Regions from separate parts of the Mus musculus genome. Here all the other regions are linked to region 3. The links are chromatin contacts, found by Hi-C or POLR2A ChIA-PET in ENCODE. All regions are on one chromosome and are shown on one strand. The core of a region is the stretch at or near the end of the contact, and the rest is flanking DNA. Distances in the headings are between cores, read along the strand shown. Region 1 holds the start of Nmt2 (N-myristoyltransferase 2). Region 2 holds the start of Dclre1c (DNA cross-link repair 1C). Region 3 holds the start of Fam107b (family with sequence similarity 107, member B). Region 4 holds the start of Acbd7 (acyl-Coenzyme A binding domain containing 7).

Region 1 (2,875 bases), core at 165-2,664, 430 kb before region 3:
TCTTCTGGTGGTCTGGCAGGATCTTTGAAAAATCCCTGTCTCTGGAATGCAACCGAGTGCCTGCTGTGGGAAGTATTTAACAGCAATATGGATTTCACCTTTGCCTTATCTGGTACACCCAGGAGATTCTCTTTCCTCTATCCCCCAGTCCTTTATTTTCCCTGAGAGGAGTCTGTTGTTGCTCAAGATGTCCTTGAACTCTGTATGCAGTGGATGCTGGCCTCAAAGAACTCCTCATTTTGACCTCCGGGACTTTTTACATCCAGGACTGCTGGGATAACAGGCATGGGCCACCATGCTTGGCTTTCTTCCTCTCCTGTTTCCTGATGGAGGACGATTTCAACACTGCCCATACAGGTTTCCTTGGTGGTCTAGGTCATGACCTTCACTTAGGAGAGAGCCGACAGACTTGCCTAAAACGACCCAATCCCCCTAATCTGGGTGTCTTCATGTTTCACAAAATGTTCATTCTGTTCTCAGCCGAACCCATCTAGACAAAAACATGCAAGCAAAAGAAAAAAACCAACCAAACAAACAAAAACCCCAGTCAACCAAACAAAAACCAACTCCAGTCATTTTCTGTTGAGGACTCTGAGGCTGCTTGCAGCGGGGAGGTGGGGAGGGCGGAGCTTTGGCTCGATAAGCATTAGATACTAAAATGTGAAATGGAAAATTTTGAAGAACATGTGGAAGAGGAGGCAGGGAGAGCTTTAGGGAATCGCAGGCCTGAGTGAAAAAAAAAATCCCTGCAGAAGTCGAGAGCGCTGAGGCACACAGACATATAGAATCTGTAGGCAGTGGTCGCAAAGGCTGCCGCGCAGCCCTGCAATCCAGCCTGCAGTGACCAGGTCTAGCCTTGGAGCCACAAACGCATCCTCATTCAGGCCACGCCCCAAGCCCAAAAGCCTCGGCCTCCGGCTCCCGCTCCGGCTCCACCATTCCCCCACCGCCCCACCTCACAGCTTTAGACTGAGGAAGGGCCGGCCTCGTGCTTTCGCCCTTCTGCTGGCTGAGGTGGGCGGGGCCGTGCCCGCTGAGGAGGCCCGAGCGGGCGAGCGAGGTGGGCGGGGCAGTGCTGGCGGAGTGGAGCCGAAGCGGAAGGCGAGGTGGGCGGAGCCTCGCTAGCCCAGGCGGAAACGGGACCACGAGAGGAGCCGGTCTTCACCCGCTAAAATAGGCGGAAGTGGGAAGGCGAGGTAGGCGGGGCCTCGACTGCCTAAGTGGGAGAACTGATGAAGTGGGCGGGTGTAGGCACGCAATGTGGGCGGGGCCCGCCCTGACTGAGGCGGGCGGGACTGCATAGACAGGCGGGAGCCTCAAGGGAGTGGGCGGGGCCGGGCCGGCTGTGATGGGCGTGACCGGGGGGTGGGCGGGGCCGCAGACTCGAGACTCGGTGCCCGAGGGTGGGCGGCACTAGAGGGAGCTGCGGCCGCGCCCGCCCTGTCGCGCCTTGCTTGCTGCTCGGAGCGCCGCCTCCCCAGCCGTTCGGAGCCGCCGCGATGGCGGAGGACAGCGAGTCTGCGGCCAGCCAGCAGAGCCTAGAGCTGGACGACCAGGACACGTGCGGAATAGACGGAGACAATGAGGAGGAGACCGAACACGCCAAAGGGTAGGAGGTGGCGCGCGGGCGCGACAGGGCGGGGACCGCGCGCACCTCAGGGCTCCCGCGCCCGCTCGTGGCGTGCGGGAGCCCCTAGACCGGAGGCTCCGTTTGGCGGTGTCCTCATCCCGAGACCATTGTGAGGTGCAGGTCTCCCAGCTCTCGGGGAGCACGCAGTGGTGGGCGAGGGCTGAGGTGGGCGGGGAGACTGCGACTCGGGCCCGGGAACCCGCGACGCGACAGTCACCTGCCGCGCGCCCCCGCTGGCTTGGCCTCACCCTACCACGGCGAGTGGTTCGGGTGGGAACTTAGCAAGGACGCAAGGCCCTTCCCTTTGCGGTGGCGGCGTCTTGGACCGGCGAGGCGAGGGAGATGCAAGTCGTTCCACTTGTGCCTTGGCATCCTTCTAGTTCTTTCGCGCCCCCCCCCCCCAGCCGCCACTAACCCCCTGTAGAGAGGAAACCCGCAGAGCCGGCGGTGGGGGTGGGATAGGGATGCGCCTCTGGCGGTCTCGGCTGCTGGCGACGAACTGCGCAAAGTTCTGCCTCCCAGGCCGGGAAAGGGGCGCCGAGACCGGGAGAGGGGGAGGGAGACAGGTCTCAGCCGACGCCTGAGGGCGTTCAGCTTTGCGGCCTCTGAGCGTGCCCTCAGAGCTTTCTAGAGCAGAGCTGACGGGTGAACGGAGTTCCCGCGGCCCCGACCTTGCCCCTCCTGCAAAACTGGTGTCTGATCTCCAAAGCCAAATGCACCAAGTACTTTAACATTTGATCGGTTTCTCAATCTATGCTGCCCTCTTTTCTCCCCTACAGACTTGATTTTTTTTTCTTCGAGAAAAGACTGCTTCTGGTTAAGGCTGGTATTGAAGTTCTGTTTTAGAGGCGGGGTTTGGAGGATCATTTTAAATAAAGACCGGTGTCCCTTTGTAGGTGCTGTTTGCCTCAGCCTTTTACCCTGTTGGATTCAAACTATGCGCTGGCACAGACTGTTACTGCTGCCCCTTAGAAGTGAGATTCTGCGAACCATGGTGACTGGAGAAGTGGGTCAGCCTAAAAACACGATAGGGAAGCCTGAGTCACAGATGGCTTATTTATTCAGTTCATGGAGAGTCTTTAAAGTATTTGTATTTTATTTCAACGTTTACTTTAAGCTTTAAGAAAGGAGGCTGTATTGATCTTGAATACGTTATCAGATATTAAATGACAAATGTCAAAAAAGAAAAGCTGACTACATATATCTCCCTTTGGCATGTTGCTTTTTAAGGTTTTCAGCGAACAG
Region 2 (3,119 bases), core at 610-3,109, 290 kb before region 3:
TATAAGCATGCATGTTGCTTACAGTGACAACTTGATTCTCACAACTGTTTCCTACTGTGTACGTCGTAACGAGAAAAGCAACGAACAAGTAAGTAAGAGTGAATTTTAGTTTGCCTTGCCTCTCAAGGAGCTCCAACTTCTGAGAAATTCTGTCGACGACCAGACTCAGTGCAGAATGTATTGTCCTGTAGAGACAACCCATCCACAGCAATTGTCCTCCGGTAGTCTAGGAAAGACCATCTTATACAAAACCAAGGCTTTACCGGTACTACTGTGTGGAATGTATAAGTTGGTGTGTATATCCAGAACACTTCCCTCTACTTCCCTGCTTCCTCCTTATGAATATCTGAATGTGAATAGAACCAGGTATTATGACTGCAAGAGTAACCAGATGTTCTCTGACCCTGGCATTCCGACCCCTCTGCTCAGAGCTTACTCCTGGCATCATCCCATGATCACTTCTGCCTCTGTGAAAATATTCTTGTCATATTCTTCATTTTTGTGGCTTTTCAAATGTGCTGAACTCGGATGGCACATCAGAGTTAGCCATGTAACCACTGTGGATCGAGAAACCTCATCTTAAAGGGAAAAAGAGAGTTTATTCTGGGGCCATTTTTAATAACCTTGGGGCTGGAACAGAGATTTGGGTCATCCTAAATTCCATGTTCCAACAAGGAAAGAGTTTCACAGTTTTATAGAAGAAAGTCTTAAGTCAGGTCATATTTAGTGTACATCGGAGAGCAAAGATGAGAAAGCTTTTCTATAGGCCCGAGATGCTATCTGATGACGTTCTTAATTTTTGGGTTAGGTGAAAATAGTGGTCTGCTAAACTAGGAGATTCCAAAAGGTTTTCATCTGTTACTCACAAGATGTTAATTCCAACAGAGATAAACAAGGGATGGCTATTCCCAAGGGCTAGAACTAGCTCAAGATACGATAATTCGCTTCTGGATCTGCAACATTCTAATCTCCCCACAGTACTAAAACCAGTCGCTCAGTTTTTGCAGACACTGCTTCTTTTCAGTTTTCCTGTTTACCTCCACAAGGCTTGCCAAAGTGTTCTGCATAGCAGGGTTTGGAGGTTCCAGTTGATCAACAGTGCTGAGTATCTGAGGAGAACTTGCTAGGAAGGAGAAAATAAATGCCACTGACAAAGTCTTTGGTGGATCTTAGTATGATTACTACACACTTTCCCACCCTGCCCCCCATCCTCTCCCTCTGTCTCTTTATATATCCTTCTGACTTCCTCAAAGTACAACTTAAATGATTACTGGAGGCCAGCAGATCAATGGAATCTTTACTCCCCCCACCCCTGCTCTAAGAATCTATGTCTGAATTGTAGCCTTCAAAATATAGTTAGCTTATATAATACAGAAGAGGGAGCAACTACCAATGGAATCTACTAACCAAGAGTCAGAGGCAATGACTCATCCAATCCTCGTGGTTACCCTATAAAATACAAATTGGGATAAGATTTTTAAAAAAGTGAAAAGAACTCGATCTTCACTAGATCTGAGGAAATGCAAGGCAATATGGTTAAGAAAAGGGAAGCTCTCTGGCCTCCATTCTCAGTTGTGTTTCGTTTCCTGCCTTGGTTCCTCCACAGATGCGGGCAGATCTGCATTGCGCAACAAACACTTCGGTGTCTTTTCTTGCTTTCTGGCAGGAACGTGACTTTCCATGACCAGCCAGTGCTACCCACAAACTACGCACAGCTGTTTCTCCGTGCCCAGCTGGTGCAGTTATTTAAACCAAGGGACTTGGGAGGCTGGATCAGGATTGGATGCCCATTGGCTCCGCCCCTACCTCAAGGGTCCTTTGATTGGATGTGGCTGAGCTCTGCCGGCCTATGGGTAGGCGGTGCGCAGGTTCCCGGAAGTGGCGCCCAGGGTCAGTGTGTGCTTCTGTTTCCGAGGTGGGCTTTGGGTCTAGTGTTCCCGGGTGCGATGAGCTCCTTCCAGGGACAGATGGCGGAGTATCCAACCATCTCCATTGACCGCTTCGACAGGGAGAACCTGAAAGCCCGTGCCTACTTCCTTTCGCACTGTCACAAGGGTGAGTGAGCTCCTCTCGTTACCTATTTCAGGGGCGCTATGGTCTGAAGAGGCAATGGCAGAGGTCGGCACCTGGTGAGGGGAGGACAGGCTGGGACTCCGCGAGGCACTGGGAAGCACTCCTAATGCCAGTTGGCGCTTAACCTCTGGCTTTATTGAGCTCCTGGTCTGTACCACCTCTGTAACCCCAGCTCCTAACCCCAGCTCCGGTTGCAATCAGACCTGGACGCTGTGGTAAGGCAGAGCTGTTAGAAGTGCTGGTTGCTGTCCCAGCGGAGGGTATGTTTGGTAAGGCTTAATTAATTAGCTCATGCCCAAACTTCCCTAATTCTCGTTTATCTCGAGTAAGGAAAACACGTTTCAGAACGTCTACACCCAAAGACATTAGGTAAGAGCGAAATGCCCCTCTCTCACACAGGCACGTGTTTCAGAAGTTCTACATCCCGGAGATATTTGGCAAGAGCCCAAGATCGATCTGTACATCTATCTCTGTCTCTCTGTCTCTCCTCCTCCCTCTCCCTCCCTCCCTCGCTCCCTTTAACCCCCCCCCCCCCACACACACACAAATGTTTCTCACACTATACTCTTGGGTGTGTGTGTGTGTGTGTGTGTGTGTGTACAACCAGTCGATAAGCTTGGCCAAGTGTCCCCCATTTTTCTTCTTTATTATTTACTTATTTTAGGTTGTGGGGCAGAGCTTCACGTATCCTAGGTGGAGTCATATCAGCCCACCCAGGTTCTCATACTCGCACTTGATCTTCCTGCGTATGTCCCCTGACCCAGGTGGGACTTGAATAGCTTTCATCAGCTCAGGGTCTAACCCTTTTTAGTGGTTCCTGTTCCCTACTCTGAAAGGTTCGTCATGTGCAGAAGAGCCAAAGGCCTGTGGGAATCTATTTGCTCAGAATGGTGAGCCTTAGGTAGTTTCTCACAGTAGGAAGCTTACAAAGACAACCCAGCTGTTGCAGGGAAGAGAAATCCTCTAAAAAACCAAATCAAACAAAACATGGTTATGATTTCTAATTCTTTTCCTTGTAGATCACATGAAAGGATTAAGGGCTCCTT
Region 3 (3,130 bases), core at 286-2,785:
GTGGCTAGGACCAGTTAGAACACCATTACCATACTGTGGTCACAGAGCCCAGAGGCAAGTGTGGTGGGCACTACCGGAGATGGGGAGGGGATAGCTGCTCATCCTATTCAGAACTTAGGAGTTGATGTCAGTGTGGGTAGGGGTAGGAGTCTAGGCAGGATCCCTCTGCTTGGAGACTAGGGAGCCATCAGGGGGAGAGGAAACTCCATGCATGGGGGTGAATGGCAGAAGACTGCGAGTGAAGCACAGCAGAGAGCCCCTGGGACTGGGAAGGCTCTGAGGAAATTATTGTTGGCTTACCTCTATGAGAAAGCGGCAAAGGAATATTGCAAAGTTATCACTATTACGTGCTGTATTTTAGACTAATGTGAAGTAATGTGAATCCTGGGGTGAGTGTGTCTATTGCTCCTGGATTGGGAGGATGCCCAGGAGCTGGCTAAGAGGACTCTGTAAGACTGAAACATTTGGAATAGGTAATTTGCTCATTGAAATCCACTGACAGCATTTTTCCCCCTGTGCAAATATGACCTAAGCTCTTTGAGTCAGAAAAGTTTCCTAATAAATAAATCCTTAGTCATCTGTTGCCAAGAAAATGAAAAGGCTTTGGTATGGAATCCATCAACCTGCTGGCCTTGTTCTCACCCTGAGACAGGGCCTGCTTTTGAACTCGTGATTCATGTAAATGGCTGAACTCGTGATTCATGTAAATGGCACCCTTGGAATTTTGGGTAGGGCAGGGAAACAATTCAGGAGAGCTAGAGAATGAAATTAGATTTTTTTTTTTTAAAGATCAGATCAGTCCTTCCTTGATCTAAATTCTCCATCTGCCCTTTGGTGAGGGTGGAGAGGAAAGCCCAGGTCAGTGGGTTCTGAGCCTTCAGTTGACTGTGACTTTATGTAATTATAACAAACTCCTTTTTTGATTTTCTTCCAAAAAAAATATTTGGCAGGGTTTCAACAGACCGAAGAGAAAGGGGTGGGGGAGAACAAAAAGGAGAGAGAACACAGAGATACAATAAGAGATACACAGTAACATAGAGACATAGACACACAGTAAGAGAGCTACAGATACATAAAGACATAAGACACAGAGAGACAGAAAGGACAAACAGAAAGAGAAACAGAGAGAGCAAGAGAAGGACAAACAGAGAGACAGAGCATGAGAGGGACAGACAGAGAGAAACACATATACAAAGGAGAGACAGAAAGATGAGAAATAAACTCAAAAGCAGATGCATAATGAATTTTAAATTGTGGGCCCCGTGAACTTGCAGCTGACACCTTCCATTAGACAGGTGACAACTTTTCCTTCCACCTTCCTGGTCCTTTCCTGGGCACCCAAGCAAAGGAAAGTAAACCCGCACAACAGAGGCCCCTGCCACATGACCAAGGATCCAGAGCTCTCATCTGAGTCCACTAGGGCAAAGCAAGGCTGAAAGCTCGGGGGGCGTGGTCGGCCGTTCGGGGGCGTGGCCTAGGAGTTGGGCGTGACTTAGTGATGACTCAGCGGCCCCGCCCCGTCCCCGGCCCGCCCCGCCACTTAATTCTGACGCGCGAGGCCGCCGGGTGCGAGAGCCGCCCCGAGCCGGACGGGCTTCTTACTCCGGCGTTGCAACCGCCGTCGGAACCGCCCTCTCGCCACCTCGGTGGCTAAGGTGCCGGGTACCAACGCCAGCAGCGGAGCGCGCCAGGGAGCAGCGCGCCTTTGTGCGAGGTAGGCTGGCCCCACACTTACTTCTCACACAAAGACGAGGGGCTTGCAAGGCGGCCGCCCGCCGGGAGAAAGCGACGGGTGTCTGACCCCGGCCTGGGGGACCCTGTCGTTGGCCTGCAGGGCGGGCTGGGGTATGCGGTCCCTCGGGCGTAGGCGAGCAGCGGGGAGCCTGGTGGCCCTGCGCTGCTTGGGGAGGTCTAGGGTGCAGGGCCCGGGCGGCGGCCCGGATCGAGGGGCGCCGGGGCGGAGGGGCCCCCTGGAGAGGGGGGAATCCAGGCTGCTGCTTGGTTGGTTCATTGTTGCATCCTCGGCCCTGCAGACCCAGACCTTAAGACCCAGGCTGCAGTGGCTGCGCGCCCCGGGCCAGATGCCCGCCTTGCCTGTCCCGGCAGCAGGACAGGGTCAGCGTCCCGAAGCCGGCTCCTACCCGGCAGACAAAGGCGGGGTCGTGCTGCTTTGAAAGGTGGTAGTGACACTGTTTCCTGTCTGCAAGTAACTTTTCTATGTTGGACTCTGCTGTGCCTCTTGGAGTCCGGTCAAGCCAGGGGGTTTGGGTGATGTCAGCGCAGAAGTCCCCACATTTTTGGGGGACTCAGTGATTGCCTCCTGAAACATTTCTGGATGACTGGGAGGTAATCTGGTGTATAAGAGCCAAGTTTTGACATGTGTGCTGGAAGTGAAGCGTCCCCAGCTCTCTTTGAAATGTAGAGAGTTCCTGTTGAGAGGATGAAGTGCACACACCAGCCATCCCAATCCCTTCTCAGATTTTTGTCCAGGACTGCTAAGTGAGGTTACTTAGTCAGAATGGGGGGTGATACTGGAGGCGCCAACAGGGGAACAGAAGGAGCCCTGTTTGGCTTGACTTTCTGAATTTGAGCCTCCCTGCTAACAGGTACACTTTCTCTAGGCATGCTACCTCACTAGCATTTGGACATGTTAAAGTTGCTCTAAATCCTGTCAGAGATGCCTGTCTAGGGACGGTTCCTTAGTGTTTGGAGTTTCAGGCTTTACAACTTTGAATTAATAATCATATATATTTGTGATAAATTAAAAACCAGAAGATAGGTCACTCATGTGGCCACCACCCACACATACCCTGAGGATGAAGGTGTATTTGCTTTATAGGTGGCAGGGAAGTTTGTGTGTGTGTGTGTGTGTATGTGTGTGTGTGAGAGAGAGAGAGAGAGAGAGAGAGAGAGTCTAAATGAACACATTGTTAATTCCTAACCTTTATACTTGTCTAAAGCATGACATTTAATAATGATAACTTTGCAATGTTCCTTTTACTGCTTTCACAGAGGATTATACTAACAACTTGTTTTGGAATATATTTTCTCAGAGCTTTGCCAGTAACTATTTATTCAGAAGGGAGAGGCGGGAAGATGAAGGGAAAGTAATGTGCTTTGCACTTCACTG
Region 4 (3,348 bases), core at 659-3,158, 380 kb before region 3:
AAGTTCCAGCTCTTACATTACAAGCCTCTGCCGCCAGGCTGCTATGTTGACACCCTAGCCTTCCCACTAACTAGTGTCCCTACACCTCAGGCAAGTTAATTAGCCAACTATGAAATGATAAAAATAGTGCCTATTCTGAGGATTAGAAGAATATTCTGTGTAAGATGCTTACCACAGTGCCTGCCACATGGTACATGTCTGACAAATGGAACCACTATGACCCAGTGACAGCTGTGGCAGAATTAAGTTAATACAAATTATATATAGCCGCTACTATTTTGGGCCTTGTTTTCTATTTGAGAATTTAGCAATCTTTCCACAAGGATTTTACCCAAAAGAATATATCTCAAAGGTAATTTCTTTCCATTTGTGTAGCACAACTTTAGTTTATGTTCATATTTTTTTCTGCAAACATATGCTTCCTGTAGTTTCCTAAGTAGTATATGTGTATATGTATGTATATATATATATATATATATATATATATATACACACACACACCAAACCAAATGGTCAATTTACTTTTCAATTATAGCTCTTATTTTACATCAATTCAGTTTTTAATTTTTATTTTATTATTTTTATTTTATTATTTTTATTTTATTATTTATTTATTTATTTTATTTTTATTTACATCAATTTATGTTTATGATTATGTTTAATCAGTTTATGTTCAGGTTTTTTTTTTTAACAAATATATGCTTCCCATAGTTCCCTAAATTACTATGCATTTGGTAGTCTATATATACACTAAATGGTCAATTTACTTTTCAATGATAGCTTTTATTTTACATTGTAAATAAGTTATGTTTGTGAATAAACAGTTTATAAATGTACCATTTATGATCATAGTTAATTTTATAAATATCTCAAAATATTTTAATAACTTAGAAGGTTTATGAAAGTATTCTTTTTGTCTTAATTCTTGAACTGCTGGATTTAAAGGATACAACAATATAACATTAGCTTAAGAGTCTGAGTCAGAAATCGTAGCATTAGAGCTGACAATACAGTCTGTCAACAAAATGTTCAAGAATTGAACACTAGATTCTTCTTGCTTGCATGGAATTCTGAGCTTTGCCCAGCATTGTATGCTATTGTGGTTTTGTGGAGTCTACAAACATACTGTTAATAACGATTATTTTTAGTTTTTTAATTAGTGTATAGTAATTGTCCAAAATATCCACTTCATTATGGCCTTTCCTGCATGTCTACAATCAGTCCAACATTTAAAAGTCACTTAACTGGGAATGGACTTTAGTAACGAGATACCAAGTCAAAGCACAGGCTTCGAGTCTGTGCCATTGGAGTGTCTATAGCCACATCTGTGTCCAGGGCAGCAATATGAATGGGAGGTGTCTTGAGCACTCGGGCCACCCCAGGCAACAGTGGGTAGCAGTGCCACCCTTCCATAGATCAGATCAGTAAGGAGAAAAGGCGCCTGGTAAGGTTCAGAACATTTGTGTATAGTCATGTAAGCACAAAACCAACACCATGTCTCGAATTCCCGAGAGACGCTATCGGCCATCCCTGAGGTCAGGTGACAGGTGTTATGTGTATTCTCTCTGGGTTAAGGAACAACTCTGAAGAACTTCAGCACATACAGTGCTATAGTTAACACCGCTACACCCAGAGGTAGAATGGAGAGGCAAGGAAAAGGGAAGGAAACAGCCACAGTCTCAACTGAGGAGAGGCAGCGGAGGCATGCGTGCACCTGCAAGTTCGCCTTAGTAAAAGAAGAGAGAGGAGATTAAATGAGCTCCGAGACACTGGGCTGAGTTACCTCCCAGACACTCCCTCCCGCTCCTGTGGCCAATTAGTCCTCCATGCCCAGAGAGCAACCAATAGGAGAGACCGGAGGAGGAGCACTGCTCTTTAAGCAGCGGAGCCCGCTCCCCGGGGACTCTCACTCTGAGCTGGGAGAGTCACAGCATTCCGTGTCTCATCATTATGTCCTTGCAGGTAAGCCAGATCTGGGAAGGCCATGCCAAAGCAATTATCCGAAGCGCTCTGATGGGGCGAGAGGAGGTGTGGTAGCCCTGGGACAGGACAGGGGCAGGTAACCCCCAGGAGCCTTCTGCTGCTGCGACCCTGCAGTGACTCCCACACCTGCCTAAGCAGTGTGGGGCAGTATATTTCACAATATATTGTACTTCACCATCTGTTGACAAGGACCCAGGATCTCTATAGCAACCTGTTTGGCCCTCTGGGAAAATTACCCAGATCTGAAGAATTGACAAGCTCCTGGGGGCGGGGGCTTCTTCACCTCTCTCTCTTAACAACTCCAGGAAGCAAGTGACATCCATTGGGGTCTCCACATCCCCTTGCTCTTGGGGACCTCGGGAGATTTTCATAGATGTGTTTTGTTGAATAACAGGGCTAGATTATAAAGCTCTGACTTTACTGTTTTATTGATAAGAGTGAAAAGAGAATAAATAGGAATTAAAAACCAGGAAGCCCTTTTCTCAGATAAACACATATAGGTTGCTTTTATATATAAATGCCCTCTTTCTATGTGTGTATAATGAAAGGTGTGCGCGCGCACGAGTTCTATCTGCTGGCAAGCCTGGAGATCAGAACCTTCAGAATGCACATGGTAGAGAGAGAGAAGTGTCCCTTGCAATTGTTCCCTGACCTCCAAATGCATGCCATGGTACATGTGCACCCGCATATATGCCGTAATAAACATAGAGCAAATAAAAGAGGAGAGAGGCAGTTAAATGAGCTACCTCCATGGGCAGCATTTAAAGCAGCATTGGAGAAGGGAATCTTTAGGATTTAAAAGTTAAAGAATATCACGAAGGGACAATGAGCTAAGGCATATGAATGCCACCCTGACAATAGGGCAGCATTGAAGGCTAGCCTTAGTTCAATAATTAAAATTGATACAGGGTGTGGGTTTCTATTACTATCAGTGTTGAATGTATTAAATCTATTATTGCTGTAATGAAAATGTTCTTTCATTTCGATAAAATAAGATTCTAGTTTTAAAAAATATATACTTGCTAGATATCAGCATCAGTATGATCAAAGAAAACTGGAATTGCAGTCACTGAAAGTTTAAGTCACTTTGTTTATGCTTAAAGAATAAATTGTTACAAATGAAAAGTTCTTAAAACATATGTGTATTATTTCAATTTGAAATTCTTACCAATGTAGTAATATAACAAAACATGCATTATATTCTAGATGTGGGAGTGTTAGTTCAAGTCAGGAGTGACAGTACACACCTGTCATCCCAGCACTCAGGACTCGGAGACAGGAGAATCAGGAGTCCTAGGCCATCCTTAGCTAGGTGGCAGACTCAAAGCAGTGTGCTACATGAGACCCTGTTTCGGAAAACCACAA

Evidence for each region. A loop is a pair of places that touch in the nucleus more often than their neighbours do. ChIA-PET counts read pairs that join two places held with the same protein, here RNA polymerase II (POLR2A).
Region 1: a map of T-helper 1 cell shows a loop between it and region 3 (3-fold over the local background). The contact joins the promoter of Nmt2 here to the promoter of Fam107b in region 3. A Hi-C loop is called at or near these places in 1 of 37 maps with a recorded cell type or tissue (T-helper 1 cell). POLR2A ChIA-PET finds 5 or more read pairs at or near these places in 1 of 5 experiments (embryonic stem cell).
Region 2: a loop to region 3 is called in a map of regulatory T cell, with 2.1 times the contacts of the local background. The contact joins the promoter of Dclre1c here to the promoter of Fam107b in region 3. A Hi-C loop is called at or near these places in 3 of 37 maps with a recorded cell type or tissue (regulatory T cell and v-Abl transformed pro-B cells). POLR2A ChIA-PET finds 5 or more read pairs at or near these places in 2 of 5 experiments (both embryonic stem cell).
Region 4: POLR2A ChIA-PET joins it to region 3 with 12 read pairs in embryonic stem cell. The contact joins the promoter of Acbd7 here to the promoter of Fam107b in region 3. A Hi-C loop is called at or near these places in 1 of 37 maps with a recorded cell type or tissue (T-helper 17 cell). POLR2A ChIA-PET finds 5 or more read pairs at or near these places in 2 of 5 experiments (both embryonic stem cell).

The regions. Positions count from the first base shown.
Region 1 is chr2:3,282,798-3,285,672 of GRCm38, forward strand. It overlaps Nmt2 (N-myristoyltransferase 2), which reads left to right and starts at 1,415. Exons shown (of 14, transcript NM_008708.2): 1 at 1,415-1,609. The coding sequence starts at 1,500.
Region 2 is chr2:3,422,272-3,425,390 of GRCm38, forward strand. It overlaps Dclre1c (DNA cross-link repair 1C), which reads left to right and starts at 1,860. Exons shown (of 14, transcript NM_146114.3): 1 at 1,860-2,055; 2 at 3,093-3,119. The coding sequence starts at 1,947. It also overlaps a transcript of Meig1 not described here.
Region 3 is chr2:3,711,923-3,715,052 of GRCm38, forward strand. Fam107b (family with sequence similarity 107, member B) reads left to right here and starts at 1,536. Exons shown (of 4, transcript NM_025626.4): 1 at 1,536-1,714.
Region 4 is chr2:3,334,260-3,337,607 of GRCm38, forward strand. It overlaps Acbd7 (acyl-Coenzyme A binding domain containing 7), which reads left to right and starts at 1,909. Exons shown (of 4, transcript NM_030063.2): 1 at 1,909-1,962. The coding sequence starts at 1,951.